Linked DNA regions of Homo sapiens: region 2 is linked to region 1. Evidence: chromatin loops called from intact Hi-C (ENCODE). Cell type or tissue: GM12878. All regions are shown on one strand. Region 1 holds the start of LOC124904656 (a long non-coding RNA gene). Region 2 overlaps GATAD2A (GATA zinc finger domain containing 2A).

Region 1 (2,500 bases):
AGGGGACCCCTTCCTCCCACACTCAGATGCTGCTTAGAAAAGCACATGGAGCACAACTCCCTCGCATTTTTCTTTTTCTTTCTTTCTTTTTGAGACGGAGTCTCACTGTCATCCAGGCTGGAGTGCAGTGGTGGATCTCGGCGCACTGCAACCTGCCTCCCAGGTTCAAGCGGTTCTCCTGCCTCAGCCTCCCGAGTAGCTGGGACTATAGGCGCCCACTACCACGCCCGGCTAATTTTTGTATTTTTAGTAAAGACAGGGTTTCACCATCTTGGCCAGACTGGTCTCGAACTCCTGACCTCAGGTGATCCGCCCACCTCGGCTTCCCAAAGTGCTGGGATACAAGCGTGAGCCACCGCGCCCGATAACTTTCTTTTTTCTTTTTTTTGAGACAGGGTCTCGCTCTGTCGCCCAGGCTGGAGTGCAGTGGCACGATCTTGGCTCACTGCAGCCTCGACCTCTCGGTTCAAACGATCCTCCCACCTCAGCCTCCGGAGTAGCTGGGACTACAGGTGTGCGCCACCACCCCTGCTGATTTTTTCATTTTGATTTTAATTTTTGTAGAGACAGGATTTTGCCATGTTGCCCAGGCTGGTCTGAAACTCCTGGGCTCAATCGACCCTCCAGTCTCAACCTTCCAAAGTGCTGGGATTCCAGGCGTGAGCCACCGCGCCCGGTCGCATTTCCTTAGTAAAGGGGTGAGGGGCGCCCATCTCCTGCCATCCTTCTCTGGAGAGAGGCGAGGTGCTTGAAGTCCCAAATTCCTCGTGTAGTGAGAAAACAGGGGAGGCAGAAAATCCCCAAGATATCTTCAGAAACGAAGGTGGAGGGGGGCGCGCAGCCCTCACTTTCCTCAGATAAAGGAGGGACAGGGAGAGCGGCCCCCAAGAGTGCTTAGAAAAGGAGTGTATGTGCCCCAAATATTCCTCGGAAAAGGCGGTGGACCCTGGATTCTCCAAATGCTCCTTAGGGATCCCGAACTCCCATGTTTTCTTAGGAAACAGAGCTGGGGTCCCGAATCTACAACATAATCGTGATCCCGGCAATTGTCCTCAGAAAACCGGGCAGGGCAAGAAACCCCCAAACTCTCTCAGAAGAGGGGTCGGGGCAAGATTTCCGAAGATCCTCCTCAGAACGGGGGCCAGGGAAAAGAATCCCGAAGCAGAGTCTTCTCAGAACCGGGGCGCGCGCCAGAATCTCCAAGATTCTCCTGGATAGAGAGGGTCGAAGCCACAAGACGAGGCAGAAAGAGCGCGCGGCCACCGGAGCCCCTTAGAAACACTGCCAGGCCACGAAGCGCCCGGGCTCCTCAGAGGCGCCGCTCGCAGCCCGTCGTAGCTGCCCCACGCCCGCCTGGCCAAGGCCGCCTCCGGTGCATTATGGGTGGGGAGCCCCTGCAGAGCACTGCGGGGAACCCCCTGCCCAGCCAGTTGCCGGCCGCCGGGTGGCCCAGGCGATCCGCCCTCCGGGGTCCCAGGGAGCCGGCCACGAATTGACTCGTCCCCCTAGGCCCCGCCCCTCGCGGGGTTCCCGCCCCGAAGTTTAAGTCCCGCCCCCGCATGGCCTTGAGTGGCTCTGCGGCCCGCTCCCATCTACCATTGGCAGGATGCCTGTCAGTCATTCCGTCCCGCCTCCTCGGACCCGCCCCGGCCGGCGGCGCGATCCCGAGAACCAGCCGGCCCGCGCACTCACTGGTCGTCATGCGCTGTCTGTCATGAAGCTGGCCACACCTTCCATGGGGTGCGGGTCCTGGGAGTCCTGGCTGGACCTCATTGGCTTGTGGCGCCTTCACTCGGAGAGACGCGCCTCAACCCGGAAGTGTGCGAGGCGAAATCTGCCTAGCAACCGGGGAAGCCGGGCTGTGAAGCGGGCAATTTCAGTGTGAGACTGAGCCGCGAGACTGAGCTGCGGCTCCGAGCGCTGCGCGGCGGCTCCTCCCGCCCAGGGTCAGCGCCCCGGCGCGCGCACGCGCACCCCCGCCGCCCGAGCGCGCCCCGCGCCGCCCGCGCAGTCGGTCGGTCGGTCGTCTGTCCTGTCGCCGCTGCCGCCGCCGCCACAGCGGCCGCCGCGGGCGCCACCTGAGGGAGTCGCCTCCGCGGGACGCCACAAGACCTGACCGGACTGCGCCGCCCGAGGCCGTCGGCCGCCGTCAGCGAGGGCGCCGAGCAACTTCGGTGAGTAAGGGGCAGGCGCCGCTGGCGGGTCCCCGGTTTCCGGTGCCCCAGGCTCTCTGGGGCTTCCGCTTCTCCCGCACTACCTTGGCCGAGTTTACTCCCTTCTCCACAGCACTTCCCCCTCAGGGGAGCCCCTGCTCTGGGCCCCCCCGCCTCTCCAGGGGACCCCCGCCTCTCTAGGAGACCCCGTCTCTCTTAGGGACCCTCGCCTCTCTTGGGGACACACCCGCCTCTCTAGGGGCCTCCCTCCTCTCCAGGAGACCCTTGCCTCTCTAGGGGACCCCGTCTCTCTTGGGGACCCCGTCTCTCCAGGCAGGGGATCCCAT
Region 2 (2,500 bases), 87 kb after region 1:
TAAAAATACAGAAATTTGCCTGGTGTGGTGGCGTGCACCTGTAGTCCCAGCTACGTGGGAGGCTGAGGAGGGAGAATTGTTTGAACCTGGGAGGCAGAGGTTACAGTGAGCCGAGATCGTGCCGCTGTACTCCAGCCTGGTGACAGAACAAGACTGTCTCAAAAAAAAAAAAAAAAAAAGTGGAAGCAACCCAGTGTCCCATGGATAAAACAAACCTGCTACCTCTATATACCAGATTACTGTTCAGCTTTATAAACTACTCATGTGTGCCATAACATGGCTGAATCTCAGACTTGCCACGCTAAGGAGGATACAGCAGATGCAGGGACTACTTGTTGTATAGTTTCACTTACAGGGCATGTCCCCCCAAAAAGCAAATTTATTTGAGAGATGGAAAGTGACCAGTGGTTGACTAGGACAGGGCTGGGGGTGGGTGGGAGCAGTGATTAACAACACATGGGCACGTTTTGGGAAGATGGAAATATTTTAAAATTGTATCGTGGTGATGATTGCACAAATTTACTGAAATCATTGAATGGTACTCTTACGGTGGCTGAATTTTGCGGTATGTAAAGTATACCTCAATATGGATGTTAAAAATAAATAATTAAATGAAGGTTAAAATAGTTTGGTTTCTGTTGTGGCATCCATAAATGTGCACACAGAAAAACAAAACCCGCAGAGGTAGAAGTTGTGAGTCTGTTGGTTTTGTGAGGCCAATCCAAAGGTCGTGGGCATGTGCTGCCCCTATGCCGAGTCTGGACTGTCAGATGAGGCTGGAGCTGGCAGGCAGAGGAGGCTGCTTTTGGTTCTCTGTTTTTTGGAGTTGGTCTTGCACTGTCGGCCAGGCAAGAGTGCAGTGGTGCAGTCGTAGCTCACTGCAGCCTTGAACACCTCGGCTCAAGCCACTCAAGTAGGTGGGACCATAGATGCATGCTACTACACCTGGATGGGGTTTTTCTGTTGTTCTTTTTAAAAAATTTTTTGTAGAGATGGGGTTTATTATGTTCCCCAGACTGGTCCTGAACTCCTGATCTCAAGTGATCCTCCTGCCTCAGCCTCCCAAAGTGCTGGGATTATAGATGAGCCACGGCACCAGGCCGGTTCTTTCTGTTTTGTTTTTGTGATAAGTAGCAGATCCAGTCCTGCACTTTCCTGTAGGGGAGAGTCTCTTTCTTTCAAATGGTTGATCTTCAGAAATAACTGGCCACACCCAGATGGAAATAGCTTGATTTGTTTTCTTTTCTTTTTTTTTTTTGAGATGGAGTTTCGTTCTTGTTGCCCAGACTGGAGTGTGGTGGCGTGGTCTCAGCTCACTGCAACCTCTGCCTCTCAGGTTCAAGTGTTTCTCCTGCCTCAGCCTCCTGAGTAGCTGGGATTACAGGTACTTGCCACCACGCCCAGCTAATTTTTGTATTTTTAGTAGAGACAGGGTTTCACCATGTAGGCCAGGCTGGTCTTGAACTCCTGACCTCAGGTAATCCACCCACCTCAACCTCCGAAAGTGCTGGGATTACAAGTGTGAGCCACTGTACCCAGCCTTGATTTGTTTTTTTTTTTGGATGGAAGAGCACGTTGCTCAGTAAAAATGCGGCTCTTCTCCAGGGGTCCTGCAACTGAAAGGTAAGGACTGAGGGTCCCTCAGTCACCTTGGGCCTGCATGGGGTGAGGGAATGAGAACTCTGTGAATGGCCACACCTCACTGAGGATGTGTTTGTATGTGCCTTTTCTGAAGTGTCAACTCTTATTGGATTGTCAGTGGTCCAGGACCAGACCTGCTGTATGCCAGGTACTATGCTGATCTCTGGTAGAGAGGTAATCAAGACAGGATCTGATTTATGCAGCTATTTTTTTGGAAGACCATGTCATGAAGGAAAGCGCAGAGGTCTTGGAAAGAAGGACTTGCCATTGCCGATGTGGCTCACCGTCTCCATTTCCTTACTTCACCTGGGAGGAGACTGGGCTGTGGCTTCCGTGGTCCATGGATTGGGCAGACTTCAACACAGCCTAGGTGGATATCTGGCAAGTTGTCCCCGTTAGTGGTGTGTGGCGTTCAGGCAGCTCTTGTGTCTTGCTCTTCTCTTCCCCACCTCCCCTTGTACCATGAGTGGCTTGTCTGCTGTGGGAGGGGGCAGCACTTGGACCAAAGGCCTGCCCCATGGTCTGGACGGGGCAGGCTGGGATGTGTGTTCCTTGGCCACTTTGGGGCTCAAAGTAGCATCTGTGCTGTTAGATCTGATCTTGGCTTTAGTTTTTTTTGGCCTTCAGCTCCCTGGTCAAGCACTTGTGGCCAGTGACAGACTGTAAAACACACTGGAAATGTAGTCTGTTTACTGGGCCTGCAAAACCAGTCGCAATTGGTGACACTGGTGTCCTTGATGACAATTAGAATCATTGCCGTTGTCTTTCTTTTTAGACTTTTGCAGTCACCAAGAGGGCGGTGGGGTGACACATCTGTGTCACTTCCCTGCCCAGAGAATGCACTGGCTGATCATTTGAT

Evidence for each region. Peaks named below come from ENCODE experiments on the same cell type or tissue, not always from the same donor. Only the 100,000 strongest peaks of a DNase experiment are listed, where the experiment ranks them.
Region 2: a loop joins it to region 1, with 2.3 times the contacts of the local background. A loop is called at or near these places in 21 of 110 quality-filtered maps.

Annotation. Positions count from the first base shown.
Region 1 is chr19:19,383,965-19,386,464 of GRCh38, forward strand. It overlaps LOC124904656 (a long non-coding RNA gene), which reads right to left and starts at 2,173. Exons shown (of 2, transcript XR_007067163.1): 1 at 1,693-2,173. It also overlaps a transcript of GATAD2A not described here. RefSeq lists silencers at 1,283-1,622, 1,963-2,102. In GM12878, a CTCF peak has its summit at 1,436; a DNase peak (open chromatin) is centred at 1,687; H3K4me3 peaks cover 1,214 bases; H3K27ac peaks cover 1,098 bases.
Region 2 is chr19:19,471,093-19,473,592 of GRCh38, forward strand. All of the region lies in intron 2 of GATAD2A (GATA zinc finger domain containing 2A), which reads left to right. Among named protein-coding and RNA genes, the nearest start is that of MIR640, 37 kb to the left of the region's middle. RefSeq lists enhancers at 1,573-2,265, 2,266-2,500. In GM12878, no CTCF peak of the experiment used is centred here; no DNase peak of the experiment used is centred here; H3K4me3 peaks cover 475 bases; H3K27ac peaks cover 552 bases.